2 separate regions of the Mus musculus genome follow, and region 2 is linked to region 1. The links are chromatin loops, found by intact Hi-C in ENCODE. Cell type or tissue: left cerebral cortex. All regions are shown on one strand.

Region 1 (8,000 bases):
GTGGTCCCCATTGTCAAAGTCTGATCATTGCTTTCTAGCCTCCTCTCCCTGGGCAGAGCTTCTGAGCAATGGACAGCTAATTAGCATTTGCTTCAGCAGATCATTTTCAGGAAGGAAACATGACTACAAAAGTTTTACATTTCACCTGCACGAGGATTTTGTATTTTCTTCTCTTTTGGATTAGTTGTACCTCGATTCAATGATGTCATGGGAGCCCTACTCTGTTGACACAGGCAGTGTTCCTAACTAAATGATCTTTGGAGGCAGTTGGCTCAAATCCTATGCTGCCACTTTCTAACTGGGCAGCTGTGTGTGTCAGATTCCTATCACCATGACAAAGTACTCGTGGGAATCAGTGAGAAAGGAAGGCTCAGGATTTGAATTCGTGGTGTTGTTTCTGTTGCTTTGGGTCTCTGGTGAGGCAGCTCACAATGGTAGAACAGGTCTGTTTATCGCATGGTGGTCAAGCAAAGGAAACAGAAAGGGCCTCTATACGTCAAAGACACTCTGGCAAGGACCTAGCTTCCTCCTGTTGCAGGATTTTTCCTGTCCAATCACATTAGGTGGGAGGCTTGTGATTAGACAGGAGAAGGGAGGCAGAGCAAGGAGTTGAGACAGAGAGTTCGAGGTCTCAGAAGGAGAGAGAGAAGCCAACATGGAGGCAGACAGACAGGAAGAAGATCCTGATCTGTGTGGTTTTAACAGCCATAAGAAGCTAAGATTTTTCACAAGGTTAGAATAATTGGGGTAAAGCTTTTATCATTGTCAGTTGGCTCTGAAATTATTGTATTGGCATCTTGTCAATTGTGATCTTATTGTTAAATAAATCTAATTGGATAATTAAGCTTTAAGAGTCATGTTTCTACAGAGTAATTAGGTGTTGAGATGGCTACTGTGTGGTGCATGGGGTGTTGCATAGAAGCAAGAGGAACTGGGGGGGGGGGCAGTCCAAGGGATGGCCTGGTGGGAGCCCTGTGGCCTCTCAAAGCTGGAGAGTTAGCAGGGCTGAGAGATGGAGCAAGTGAGATCACCTGGTGCGGGGCTAGCTCTAGAGAGTTGTTGGCTGCAGCAGGAGTGCAGGAGCTTGGCCTGGTCCCACTGAGAGTTGGCAAGTTCATTTTTTTTTTAATATTTCCCGCAACATCCTCCCACTAGGGCCCTACTTCTAAAGGTCCAGCTGCATCTCAATAGAGTCAAGATCCAAACTGTAGCACCAAGAGTGAGCAAATAGCTTAGACTCTGTGTCTGTTTTCCTATGTAGAAAATGGGGCTGATCTTAGCATTAAGGTGACGTTTACAAGATACCACACATACAAAGCACTCAGACCAGTAATCTGGAGGGAGCTCTAAATTCATATTAGTTTTGTCATCGTTACTAGAGTCAACCTGCCTGCCTCATTGTTAAGTAGCATCCACAGGTCATGTGGGGCTGAGCCAAACAGAAATCAACACGAGGCATCTAGAAGCAATACATGCAGAAGGAACAGAAAGAGGGAAAGCTTCTTGGGCTGGCCAAGGCTCTTTCTGCTCACCATCTATCTGGTTACTATTCTTGAGATGCTCTTAGAGCAGTCAGGCAGGCAGTGTTGACACTGTGACAGTGTGCAGGTTGTCGTGGCTTAATCTTATTATACTCAAGTTCATATAGATTGCACACTGCAGAGGTCTTAGGAAACAACTGTTCAAGGAGAGGAGATGTGGTCTTCCCTGGGCTAGAAGCTGTGGAGAAGAGTGCTGGACTTCCGGGGCAGGGGGCCTCCATCTTTGATATAGAGAGAAAGATTACTGCAGGAGAGGTTGTAGGTCTACACCATTGCAGAATTCTGGATTCTGTTTCTCCTCTGCCCCAACCAGAAGCCTCCTCTATCAGGACAGGCACAAACCTCACAACAGATGGTGGTAACACGGGAAGCCACAAATCCCTCTGTGTATACTTCCATTAGTATGCCAATGTTATGATACTTATTCATAGAAAATTAGGCCCTCCCTACTATTTGTTGTGTTCTATGTTCCTTCCTGCCCACCTTCATCATCTTATATGGGTCCAGCAAAGCCAAGCAAAGAAATAAGGAGGAAGCCAAGACCTTCCTGGTACCTGATGTGGAAGGTGATATACCTTCTGCCTATTCCAGGGGCACAAAAGCACACCCAGGAAAGCTATGGGAGATCTGAGCTGAGGCTAGATGTGAGATGCTGACAGAGAGATAAGTTAAAAACAAAACATGGGCAAGGGAAGACTTGGCCCCATGGGATGTGAATGGCAAACACATTCAGGAGTCACTGCAATAATGTGAAAAACAAGAGCTGGGCATGGTAGTGGTCAAAGAGGTCACTTAAGGCTGATGGGAAACAGGGGACTGTGCAGCATGGGGAGACATAGAAGACATGGGTGGTAGCAGGATTGGGGAGTCACAGAACACATGGCTGGTAGGAGACAGGGATACTGAGAACAAGGAAATGATAAAAAAAAGACAGAGAGAAAAAGAGAGGGAAAAGAAAGAGGAAGAGGAGGAGAGAGAAGTTGGGTGTGGGGCTGAATGTGAGGTACTCAAGGTTGGGTTCTAGGACTCTGGGATGACCACAGAACCACGACAGGTGAAAGAACACCAGTCAACATGAGACCAGAGGGAGTGGCCAAACCCTCCTTGCAAAGCAGGGTCTAACATGAGAGGGAGAAACATGGTCTATACCCAACCTGGGGTCCCCAAACAGAGTCGAGGTTCTTAGCTTCGGGGGAGGAAGTGTTTGGGGAGAGCTGGACAGAGCAGGTTGTGAGGTGGTGTGGAGGGACAGGCATAATGGAAGGCTGAGCCTTGTTCTTAGAACCACTCGCTTTTCTGGGTCCTGGGATGTGGAACTGAGAGGCGGGAAACTAGATAAACTGGGAAGAGGTGCCGAATCCAGCCAGAAACAGCAGTGGCAACAGTAAAAGCCTCAGTGTGTCTGTGAAGGGCTGATCTTATGGAATATCATGGAATCCACGGTTAACTGACACCAAGCAGAGATAATATAAATCGTATTACATCAGGGTGCCACTTAGATATAACTAATCATGGAGATTAGCGGCGTCTAATGGAGAAGGCATAACCAAGCACGCAGCTGCTCATGATCTACAGCCTGCAAGGCAGCGAGGACTTCTGTGTTTCCATCAGGCTCATCCTGTGCTGTGCTAATTCAGAAGCTTTGGACAGCTTCCTGCAGCAAACGCCGGTCACTGTAGGACAGCTGGCAAGAGCAGGCCAGGGTCGCGTCCTTGCTTTGAGGAGGCACTGGCTGGGATAGTGATAGGGTACTCCGAGGATGGTCAGAGGAGCACGTAGACCTGGGAATGTGTGCTTTTCATAGACACCTGTCCTGGAGTTCCATTGGAAAAATTTCTAAGGCATCGATATATTTATCTCATCACACATGATCTGAGCCACCAAGCACCTAGAACTGTGCGAGGATGGAGTCCACAGACCTGAAACTAATCCCCAAAGCTCGTGGTCCGCTCACTAGAGCACATGGAATTTGGGGCTATGGGTTAAGTTCCTTTCAGGGGACTCAGGAGCTTGTCCCCCTCTGCCTTAGCTGTGCCAGGGTAGACTAGAGGAGCACATTATTGCTTTTCCCTACCCATGCTAGAATAAATGAACAGATTTATGCAAAAAGACATGATTGGAGTGCTGAAGGCTGTATCCCTGGAGCCAGCCATGGCAAAGAGCTTCAGGTTCAAGCACACATTGCACTATAGTCTATGAGTGAGAGGCTTTGGCAGCAATGCCAGTGGGTACTGGAAGAGCAGGCTGCCCTTTTTGAGTGGGAAAGAGCTTAGTCTTGCTGCAGATCTCTAAACAGTGTGATAGCCCAGGCTCTAGGGAAGCCTTCACAACCCAGGCAAGACATGCTCCTTCCGGCTTAGCATCTTTCTTTCATCAGCTCGCCCCATGTGTGCCTGACTGCAAAGCCATGATGCTATGAAGACCATTAGATCCAGCCACCAGCACCGCCTTTGTAATAAGACACAAACATAATGGTGGGCTGCTTTCGCTTTCAGAGATGAGGCTTGAGAGCCGAGAGCAAGCGTTTTAACCTCTCAGTGCCTCAGCTCACTCACATAGGACACGGCAATAGCAACTGCGTGTGCCTCTGTGGGAATATGAAGTCTGTGCAGTGTCAGGTACTGCAAGGTCTGCATCTGAGGGAGTGCTTGATGCCCACTGTGGCTGCCATGACTGCCTCCTCTCATGATGGCTCCTGCTTCACGGAAGGCCCCTCCTGCGGAGGAGGGCCACTGCTTTGCCTGGGTTGAGTTCCTGCCTCAACACCCTCTGGGTTTGGGAATCCCTCTTCTCATGCCTTCAGTTTCTTTTCCAGTGGCAGGATCAGAGACAGGGAACCACAGTGTACCTTCCCACTGGGCTTTTACACAGTGTGAATACGTTTCCACATTAAATAATTAAGTGTAATAGCTAATACTTCCCTTCCCACACTAAGGCTTTATGTAAGTCATATAATTATTTTTTTATCATTCACGGTAAAAGCACCATGCAGGAAAGAAACCTGTCACAACGTTGCAACAATATGCAAATCTCTGGGTACAAGCGCTGTGGCGAGGAGGCCCCTCCTGAGGAGCTCGTTTGTGCCTGTCTGCTGGGCACTGTGCACGTCAGGTGTCCGTGGGCACACCACAAATAAACAATAATCAGGGGAATGCCTTCTTACCAATCAGCTGCTAAAAAGCAAGCCGGGGCTGGCTGCACACCCACAGGCCACTGGGCTCTCCTAATGAGGCCAGAGGAGCAGAAGGGGCTGTGGCATGTCCTAGTCTCTCTCCCTCCTCTTTTCCGTTTCTATTTCTTTAAGTGACATGTGTGGTGAGTCTGTGGTCCCATGGGTTTCACTGACAGTGAAAGACACTGATTCTTAGTAGCTAAGGTAAACAGATTTCAACTAAATCCAGTTAAGAGGCTCTATGAAGTTCCACCCTGCTCTTTATTCCACTGGTCGGCCTCCAGGGGGCACTGCGGAACTGGGTAGAGCTACAGAGTGGGTCCTGGTGACCAAGCCAGCTTTGCAGATTTAGGGATACCACATATCCTGCTGTGTGGGGCAGCTGTGTCTTAAGTGTGATGTAACCACATGTCTTCTGAGAAACACGTATGTAGGTACCGTGTACAAATAAAACTGGCCTGCTGTAACTTTGGCTTTTAGTCCAAGGTCCTGTACCTTTGCTCTTCTGTTGTCTTCAACTTCTGTGGGTCTTTTACTATACACACCCTTTACATTATGGCTAAGAAATCCTCATTTTCAACATTTTATGCTGAATGTCTTGGAATTAAAATAATAGAATATGAATTACAGAATATTTATCATGACATATAAACTGTAAGTCTAGAAAGGGTTTAAGACCACTCATCTAAAAAAGAGGCTAATTCAAGTTTTAAAAGAAAACGTTTTACTTACTCCTGAAGTCGTTTAGACTAAATTGTCTGGGTCGAGATGACTATGAGGAAATATAGTCCTCTGAACCACTCACTACTCACAGAGGGGACTAATAAGGGGACTTGAACATCTAGCGTCCCCTCCTGTTTCTCAGGACAAGCAGTGCATGCTCCGGGTCTCTGTTCCCTCTCCCTTACTTCTCTGTAGCTGCATCCCTCACACAGCCCTTTAGCCTGAGACATCGTGCTCTGTCTTGGTCTCTTGTTTTGGCCATGCCAGCTGTTAGCCTCCAGATGTCCTCCCCCCAGTTCCTTCTCCCCAGTGCCCCACCTGTTAGCTTACCATGCACATCCTCTCTGGGAAGACGAGAGTCCAGAGCAGCTCTCCTGGAGCATCTACTTAGGAAGGCCACATGTAGTGCAGACTACGAAAACAGAGCTCCTGTCCACACTGCCTGTTCAAGACTTTAATAGCTTTTAAAACCCAATCCATCTCTGCAGCCCCTTCAGGCTGGCCTCTCCCCACTCTCCTCAAAGTCAATGAACTGTTGTACTGGCTCAGTCCCTGAGGGGCAAGTCAGGGAGCTTGGAGCCACCTTTCATTCCTTCTCTTTGTCCTTTTGACTGATTCATCATCGAATATGTCCGCACGATGCTGACGTTACTCTAGACTGCTGAGTTCCCAGGAGGCTCTGGTAGACAACGTTTTCTCTCCTACACTAGGCTACTCCTTACTAAGCAACCAATACTCGGATCCCTAAGTCCCCTACTCGGTGCCCCAGGGACTTTCTAGAAGACAATGACTCTAGCCATGGAGGGTAGAGTGAGTTTCAGGACTAGCAGTCCTACTAAGAACCTGTGGAAGCAGTGGTGAAAAGTCTCCCATTAGGGACACTCATGCCATCCTAGACCTACTGTGCTGCAGCCCTGGGTTCATCAACTCATTAACTCAAGACTATTATTGTTTTGAGTTGTTCTTGCCAAACCTGTCAATAGCAAATTCAAGGCACACTATGTCCTGGTACGCAGTCCTGTTGCTAAGACTGGAATATCTGTGGCTACACTGCCCTTCACTAGACCCTGTGCTGCCCTCCATAGTCAAGCCAGAGCTGCCCACACGGGCGAAACCTTGAACCTGAAGGTTCATCCTAACAGCCCCTGGTCTGCTGTGTAGATCCCTGTCTTCTGCTTTTTTTTTTTCTGGAGTAGGGTCCCTTTGGAATTTTAATTGGGATTGTCTTGAATCTATATATGATGTTGCAGGGAAGTAGTGTCTCAGCAATGAGTTTTCCAGCTTGGGAACACATCCCTTGTGTTATTAATTTTTGTTTAATCATTGATATAAAATTTTAGTTTTCTTTTTGCTATATTTTTATACACTGGACTTTTTTCAGTGTTTATCATACAAATTATCTTAATTTTCTGTAATTATTGACATTTCAGGTTATGATAGGAATATAATCTAATTAAAAAACTATTTAACCACTCCAAACAAACCTTTCCACAACTTGCACTGCATACGCATGCAGAATTAATTATCATGCAAGTGTCTTTTGCCTAATTTCCCTACATCTAAGGACAGAACTCCTTTGGCATCCTGTGAGGGGTTCAAGTCACCAACCCTTTTCCTTGGATCATCCCTGCATTCCCCAAGCTGCTCTGGGAGGCAGAGAGTCTTTAAGTTTGTGTATACTAACACCTCATATTTTTTATAGGTTTTTTTTTATGAACATAGTATGGTTTTATGGAGTTAAGCAGCTGGATTCAGGGCAGAGGTTTTCTTGAGTAAATTCATTTTACATAGAGTAGTGAGGAAAACAGACATGAATGAGAAAAGATCACCAGCATCAATCACTGTAGAGAAAACGGAAGAAAGAAGCGGGGTCTATAGATCAACCCATCAACCAATCAGATATGAAGAGGATATGGCATAGAAAATCAAATCAGGGACAGCTCCAGAGGACATAGTCTGAACTATGAGTAATGCCAATTGCTGTGGTTTGGATGTTAAGTGTCCATCAAAGGACCATGTGTTAAAAGCTTGGTCCCCAGGGTGGTGCTATTGGAGGAGGAGGGTGGAATTTCCAAAAATAAAGCCTATTGAAAGGAGGAGAGAGAAGGAGAGAGGGAGAGAGGAGGGAGGGAGGGAGGAGGGAGGGAGGGAAGAAAGGAGGGGGAAGAGGAATGAGAAGGGGAGGGAAGAGAAAGTAGATCACTGAAGGCCTACTCTCTGAGAATTGTAGGATTCCAGCCTGCTCCGTTGCTGACTCCTGGTTACAGATGCAAGTGTGTTGCTCCTACACACAATCCTGCCACCATCTACCACTCTCTCTGGAAGCACTGATGAGAGCATTCTACACTCAAGCCTCCAAAGCTATGTTGCAAGCAAGTTGCTCTAGGCACGTTATAGTTATAATGCCAGGCTGACTAACACATCCGCCTTCTCCGTTCTTGCTGACTGCCCTTTCACAGGGAACTCACTCACACCACACAGTCAGGGAAGGTAGAAGTCCAGAAGCCATTAGTCTTTCAGGTCTGATAGAAGCCATTCATGCCATGGTTCTTGGGCAAACTCGA
Region 2 (8,000 bases), 530 kb after region 1:
TGTTTCTATGTTGTCATATTTTCAAACATTTTTAGCATTTTATGTTTACAATTACCTTGTTGAATTATGTGGCCAATTTTGTCTTGTCATCACACTGGTATAAATATCCCAGACACAGACACTATCCTTTATCAGTCTACATACTTATTTTGTATCTAACCTCATAGAGCAAAGCTCTGGCATAATGACAATCACAAGATAACCATGCAACCTGAAGGTTCACTGTTCGTCCGCAACATCAGGCTGAGGACTATGGAGACACAGTGGAATCCCGCAGCTCTGTGCAGCCTGTGGAAGTGGAAGAGATGTGGATTAAAAGGTCTTTGTCTGTTTGAAGTGGTCCTTTGCTGTGATAAACTAAATCTAAAACACAGATTATTCAAACCGAAAGTACACAGACTCCTGGCACTACCCTAGAAAACCAGACTTTGAGCATTTGGGTGAAATAAAGAAAAAGAATGTTGCTCTGTGGGCCACGGAGATGAGAGACCTGCCAATGCTGAAGTCATTTCAACATCATTTGTGGTTTTCTTTTGCCACGTGTGGTTTCTGGTCTTTAGGACTTCAAAATGATTCGAAAAAATATAAACAAAGTAAACAAAAACTCTTTCCACCTCTCCTTCTATCCTTTATAATTTAACTCTGAAAGCTCAGAATTCACTACAGTGTGTTTCTTTATCTCAGCTTTGGTTTCAATATTCTGTAAATTCAGGGCTCTTTAAAATCAGACATGTAATGCAGAAAGTCAACCAGTTCAGGTTTTGTTCAATAGAATTAGCATTTTCTAAATTTCCATAATCCACAGGCACTGGACCACGGGGTCCAGAGACAACAAAGGGCATGAAAACCAAACACACATGAAATAAAAATGTTATTGTATGAAGTCTGTACTTATTTGCAAAGAAACTCTAAGCTAGGTCTGTGCGAATGCAAAACCTGTTTTTAGGCTCTCTGTAAAAATCCCCTTTTATCATGATAATTCTTATTTTTATCCTTTTTAGAATTATAATTATATATGTCATATAAATACATTAATAGCTCTAACTCGGGGCCTACTAAGTTAAGTGCCACAAGAAAAATGACAATGGAGTACATGAAGGTCTCAAAGGCAGAAAGAGCTCCACAGAGAAAGGCAGTGAGTGAGCTCTCTGGGAAAATGTCATTCAAGGAGAAGGCGAGGAACACAGATGACAGTGTGCAAGGGACTTGGGTGAAAACTGCCAAGCAAGGCAAGGTTGAACAGAGGTGGGCATTTCCTTCCTTAAGACCAGACAAAGACGGTAGATAAATCCTTCACTAAGACTTACCTGTGAATCTCTAAGCAGGTGGCAGGATGCTCTTTTACTCCTTGTATGTGAGGTCAGGCCTGGGAAAGGCAAGGTGCTGAAAAAGTCATGGAGAAGGCATGAACAGAGTTCATGCTGTGCACTCTATAAGCACCCTGTGACTGGGGCTGAATTGGTCACTAGGGTGATAAGGCCTGGGTGTGTTTATGAGTATTTCTGATACCATAATGGCTCCTGCCTTGCCTGGCTTCTCCAGTGGGCTCAAAATAGCCTGTCCTTTGGAAAGTGGGATTTATTCATCTCTCTTTCAACATGGACAGACCTGAAAAATTAAGAGAAAAGTGGCCTGTGGGGACAAGGGGGGAAACTAAGGAGAAAGCAAGCAATGACCCACTGAAAATGAGGAAGGCACACAGCAGGATCTGCATACTCATGCCACTAAGGCAGGGCTCAAGGATTAGCCAGAAAATTCTACTTTACCCTTAATGCAAATTAAACTATGTTTATGTTCTGAACAGTGCTATCCTCCAAGCAAAACAGCCACTGTGCCTACTTCTGAGAGTTCATCACAGTTGGGCCCATGGACATCTCCTCCAGGAAGGAGGGACATGGTATGTCAAGGGACCTTCAACTATAGTGTCCAGCCATTTATATGTAATTTTTCCTAATGCCATATGACCTTAGGGTCTCATGAAGGGTCTGGAGCATATAGGCGTGGGATGAAGAAAGGGATTTATCTCGGTTACTGAGGACACACTGACATCACCAATGCTGTGTAAAGGCTTTGCAGTGCTACTGCTTCAAGACCACCCATGCTCTCTGTCAGTAAAATTAATAAACTCACTGGCTGCCCAAGGTGAGTTTTGATGGAATCAAAATTTGCTTTGCTGTTGGGACCTTATGAGTAGGTTGTAGACATTGTCTCTGCGAGGAAGGAATTTGAATGACAATCTGACTTTTAGAAGCATGTGACCAGAAGCACAGAACTCAGTGGAACCAGCAGTAAGTGAGTGGGCTAGCCTGCAACACTATGTAGTCAGCTTTGTGGGGCCACTTGAAGGGAATAGAAAGCCATTAGGACCAAGTATAGACAACATGGTTTTGTTCTGTTTCTCAAACGGCAAGTCACATTCCTTCAGTGGATCATGAAATCAACTTTAGAGTCAGAGTCAATATTTTTAAATAAAAAGTGTGTGTGTGTGTGTGTGTGTGTTCCCTGCTATCCAACTGTTTATGTATTTATTTATAACAAATAATATCTGTGATGGTTGGTTTTAATGTCAACTTGTCACAAATTACAATCACATGAGCAGGGAACCTCACCTGAGAAATTGTCCTGATGGCCTTGATTCATTGGTTAATGTGCAAAGATCTACTCCAAGTGTGGACAGTGCCTTCTAAGTGCAGCCCGGATAAAAAGATTGTGTGACAGAAGGAAGATTTTTTTTTACCTCTTGCTTGCTGGCCTTCCCTATTGCCACAGGCTTGGTTTGATGCTGATACTGTTATGAGAACCAGTGTTTCCAGGCTTCCACTGTTGAGTAAGGACCAGCAGCTGCCCAGATACCCAGGTATTCAGTGCCATGTTAGAACTCGTGAGGCACTCAGCTTTATGCACTGAGCAACTACCAGATTCTCATCATCCCAAGTGTAAACTGACTTAATAAGTCACATAAATGAACAAGTCCTAGCCTCACAAAGACAATGTAATGGTACAAGGGATGCCACTTTAATGATCTGTTCATGTAACTATAAATATCCTTTGATGATATATCAAAATTTGACAAAGTGCAGTTTCTTGAAGTCCTATCACCCTTTCATACTTTGTGGGACACTGAAATCCACTGATCCACATTCGCCTTGAATGGATCTCCTACCTGTATGTGAGTTTGTGACACCATTTTATTATCTGAAAATCATTGAATGACCGGGCTAAGGGAGCTATATCTTTCAAATGTTGACAGTTCCCATTAGAGTATAATCTTTTAGAAGTGTACTCATTGATAGCACCACAGGTCTCATCTGAAGAGACTTAAGTATTGAGACAGTCAAGCTCATGGCCCATTTTTTTAAAAATTAACCTAAAAAATTATCATTAGCAACAATACCTACCCCTTGATTTCTTGAAAGAAACAGGAAAATCTTAGTTTTGAAAAAGCCTGTCCAGAATCTATCTGAATAGCCATAAGTTTGTTCATCTTTCTTTCATGTTAAACTGATGCTCTGTGGAAGTAAAATTAAACCCCTGGGCTGGGTGGTGGCACACCCCAGTAGTCCTAGCACTTAAGACCCCAAGGCAGGAGGAGCAAAGACTGAAACCTGCCATAGACTCTGTCTCGAGAAACAAGCCCTCCAACCCCAGCAAAACCTACAATAAAACCACAAATTCAGCCCATCTCAAGTGCAGAACATATTTGCCTAGAGGCAAATATGGCGTGCAACAGCTCTGCGTTATCCATTCTTTCTAATTTTTCCCCCACATTAATTTAAAAAATATACCCAAAGATTGTTTTTTTTTTTTTTAATTTAGTACTTTGACCAAGGGACGCCTGGCTTCAGCTGCTCAGACAAGTTTTCCAGAGAATAATGCACAGCGGCAAGAATACACCGGCTAGTGGTGCAGTTTGGGGCCTCCCTTGGTTCTTTACCGGTGCAGTCGTCCTTTTGCACACATCATGCAAGTCTCAGAATTGTCATGGACAATCATAACCTTGCAGGCCTCTGAGGCACTCAGGAAATCCCTCACGGATATTGGGGAGCCCCATTTAAGAATTCTCAGAGTTCTTTTTGGAGTGACTATGTTTGATTGGTCATCGAAGAGCCAAAGAAGAGCTCTGCAAAGGCGTGGGCCGTATTCAAGAAGGAAATGGGCACAGCTCAGAGGCTCCTGAAGAAAGAAATAGATAAAACGGGCTTCCTTGAGCAGGGCTGAGCTTCCTGTTGCCAAGGCGACGATCCTCCGCGAGAGGACCCGGCCATCGATTAGCGAAGCCTAGCCCGGGTCCCCAAATGCCGGAAGGTCGCCCCGCCGCGCTCGCTCGCTCGCTCGGCGGTCGATTGAGGGGGCTTCCTGAAGGCTGGGCAGGAGGGTGGGTGGGAAGATGGCGGCCGCGGCGGCAGGTGGCCTGCCTGGGAAGGGACACGATATCAGCCTGGCAGCCCTGCGGCGCCACGACCCCTACATCAGTCGCATCGTGGACGTGGCCAGCCAGGTGGCTCTGTACACTTTCGGCCATCGGGCCAACGAGTGGGTGCGTGCGGACGCCGCGGCCGTGCGGAAGGCGGGGCGCGGACAGGGCGGGAGATGCTGGGCACGGCTAGGCGGGCGGGGGCCGGTCCTGGTGGAGGGCGACCCGCGGGTCCACCAGCAGGTGGGGGACGAGGGACACAGAAGGTGTGGCCGGCTCCGCTGAGTGCGGGCCACGGGCTTTGAGATCAGAAGACAGAAGCTCTCCGGCAGCGGAGGGCAGCCCGGAAGCCCCAAACTTAGATAAGTCCAGCCTCGCGGAGGAGGAGCAGCCGGAGTGCGAAATGCAGGGCAGGCACCCACCTAAGAGCAAGCGTGGGAGAATAAAGAGGAAATGGACATGGGTGGGACACCCCAGACTTGGATGTAGGAGGCCAGGGTTGGTAACCTAACCATTTCAGTCCATTTCCAACAAGACCGAGTCCCAGCCTACAGTAACTGGATGAAGTTTAGTTTTCCACACAACTAGACTGGAATTGCAACGGGAGACCAATTAGTTCTGGCCTAGGCATTGGTTCTTATCATTTATAAACCATCCCTTTGAATATATAAAAGTGTCATTTCCTCCTCTTTTGTGACTTTTGTCCAAATATTCATCAGTATATAACCAATGCTTTTAATAAGGTTCATTGGGTGTATGGAAAACACCTTGCAAATTTTCAATTTTTTTCCCCCGGTGTGTTCGCCAAGACTGAAACAAACATCAAGATTTATGCAAAGAAAACTTTCATTTTTGAGCAGATTTATGATTAAGTAGGCTGTAATAAGAACGACCCAAAAACCATGCACACAAAAGAATGAAGAAAGTTCTTGGACGTGGAGCTTGGGGCAGGCACCTGCTTCATCCCCAACACCCCTGAAACAGGGCCGGGAATCTTTTCCGATAGTTTTGTCCGAGTTCTTAACTGAAGTGAGGCAAAGAATTCATGTCTGTTCTCCTAAGAGCCAAACCTGAAGGGGAAATCTGCAGAGATCCATTGTTCTGAATATCCCTAGTTTGATTAATTGAGGCTGTCTTTCTTGGACACCAGAGGAAATTACACTATGGGCCTATATAAGTAAAGGGAGTTTCCCCACTGAAATGTTTCTCTATTTATGTGAAGATACTGTACATAAACGTGCTTCACTTCTCTAGGTCAATGTTTCTCAGCCTTCCAAATGCTGGGACTCTTTAATACAGTTCCTCCTGTTGTGGTGACCCCTAACATAAAATTATTTTCGTTGCTACTTCTTAACTGTAATTTTGCTACTCTTCTTATTGTAATGCAATTATGTTTGGAGATAGACGTATGCCAAAGGGGTTGCAACCTATTAGTTGCATGCCCTCTGCCTGGACTGGCCTCTGCCTGCCAATCCACACCTAATATTATGGAGGTAATTCAGTTAGTATACATGGAGTAGGACCCAGTAAGAGTTAGTGGGGTAAGTTGACTCGGCAGGAGGCTCAGGCTAGAAGATCAGAAGCCGTTGAAATGTACAGTGCACCATTCCCACCCCTCGGTAGCAGTTTTCCTAACGCCTCTTCACAGTCCTGTGTGGCAGAAACCGTTTTAAATCCCTACAGAGGTGGACCAAACGCCCAGTGAAGGCCAGTGTCACATTGCATTATTTACAGGAGTTTTGTTTTCCTGCTTCCTCGACTTGTTTTCTTCAGACAGGATATAATTCACTCAGTAAAAGGTCATTTCTTTTCAAAGCCCTGATCTCCTAGGCTGTGGTTGCCTGGCAAAGGAGAGAGACTTAGTTCAACAATAGAGCAGTCTCTGGGGGCAATCAAGTCATCACTGCTGTTTCCCCGTGCTGTATCACTCAGGTCTCCGGATGAAAGCCTTTCCAGTGTAAACCTAATAAGTATAAAAATATCCTTAAAAATGAAAGGGAAGGGATTGGCACGAAGACGGGTGAGGTACAGGCAGGGAGTCCTTATCACATTGGAAGTCGACGTCGGGTGTTGAGAGGAAGAAGGAGGAATGCACAGAGAGTGAGGGTCAAGGGACCGGGGATCAGTGAAGTGGTAGAGCATGTGATTAGCATGTGGAGCCTCATGTGATTAGCATGTGGAGCCTGTGCTCAGTGTGTGCACAGCCCTAGTTTAATCCCCAGAACACACGTATACTCACACAAAGGATTAAGATAGTTCTGCCATGACTAGAATAGGAATTTTAGAACTAAATTTACTCCTCTCTGCCAGGAACGAATCCTTCCCCAAAATACCCAATGTGTCGATGAAGTCTACAGCTGGTCAGACCATTTGTTCTCAGCTGGATTTGATTCCCCGCACCCCCCTCCACACACACACACACCCCGGTGACGATTGGCAATATCAGGAAACTTTGAGGATGAAGGTGTTGGTGGCATCTGCAGAGTAGAAGCAGAGGTGTCGCCAAATGCCGTGCAGTGAGCAGGCATTATATAGTTAGTCTAAAATATGCACAATGCGAAGCTGGAGGCGTGTCTTAGAACCACAAGTGCCCCTTATTTTCAGGTCACAATCCTGAATTTTCTGTGAATCAGTTACAGTATGATGGCTTTGCTGCTGCATACATGACGGAGAGAGACGGCTTCAGAAAGATGAAGTGGGCCCACTTTTGATTATTTTAACTTAGAATATTCAGTAAAGTTGAGATTGATTTCAGTTGTCCCAGATGTGTCAATGTATTTACTTCCCATAATTTATGAAACAGCATTATTTATGCGCTTCATTATTTTGAATAGCAAACAATTCTGTGTGTATATATGTGTGTGTGTATGTGTGTGTGTGTTACCTTTATTTTCAGAACACTCCAGAGCTGAACTTAACAAATTTAAGTCTGCCTTACTTAAAGGATCTGAGGAGACTAATTGCTATACCTTAAATCCACTAATTTGTACTGAAAGGACAAAAAAAGAAAAGAAATTTGGCTGCCTTTGAAAGTCAGTCTGAGGTGCAGATCTAGCAACAAAATACATTTCCAGAGCTGCTGTTAGCCAAGCAAGAGCTCTTAAAATACGGCTTTTTTTTCTAATTATTAAAAGATTTGAGTTGTGTAAGCCAGTTACCCTTTTAATGGAGAAGATGAGACAACAGTAAATGAATTATCCCAGTGTGATCTGGCAGGAGCCTCACTCCAGGCCCATATTGTAATTACTGAGCCATAATTCCATCCCATGCGTAACTCCAAATAAGACTCAAGTTTAAGAATTGTTTTTGTGAGTTATAGTTAAAATTCTGATTTTGGATTATTCTAAACTAAAGTCATTAAAATTTTTGTTTTTAAAGTAAAGAGAATTTTTGTTGCAAGGGGGAAATACCAGTCAGAATCAATCAGCCTATGTGTGCTGACACTATGAAAGGTCTGAGTTGCATTTCCATGAGAACAGGCCCGGGTCAAATACTGCAGAGCAGGAAACTGCTTTTGGTCTTGTAGCCATGGGGCCCGCTGTGCATGCACAGAAGTGTCTTGCCTGCCTTAGTTTCCCATCAGTGT

The links. A loop is a pair of places that touch in the nucleus more often than their neighbours do. Peaks named below come from ENCODE experiments on the same cell type or tissue, not always from the same donor. Only the 100,000 strongest peaks of a DNase experiment are listed, where the experiment ranks them.
Region 2: it touches region 1 in a loop (1.9-fold over the local background); 3 of 42 quality-filtered maps call a loop at or near these places.

What each region holds. Positions count from the first base shown.
Region 1 is chr6:118,641,851-118,649,850 of GRCm38, forward strand. The region is part of intron 29 of Cacna1c (calcium channel, voltage-dependent, L type, alpha 1C subunit); the gene reads right to left. Among named protein-coding and RNA genes, the nearest start is that of Gm38887, 50 kb to the left of the region's middle. In left cerebral cortex, a CTCF peak has its summit at 4,997 (motif pointing right); DNase peaks (open chromatin) are centred at 5,028 and 7,754.
Region 2 is chr6:119,170,906-119,178,905 of GRCm38, forward strand. Dcp1b (decapping mRNA 1B) reads left to right here and starts at 4,348. Exons shown (of 9, transcript NM_001033379.3): 1 at 4,348-4,537. The coding sequence starts at 4,388. It also overlaps a transcript of Cacna1c not described here. In left cerebral cortex, a CTCF peak has its summit at 4,653; DNase peaks (open chromatin) are centred at 4,279, 4,596 and 6,726; H3K4me3 peaks cover 1,604 bases; H3K27ac peaks cover 1,297 bases.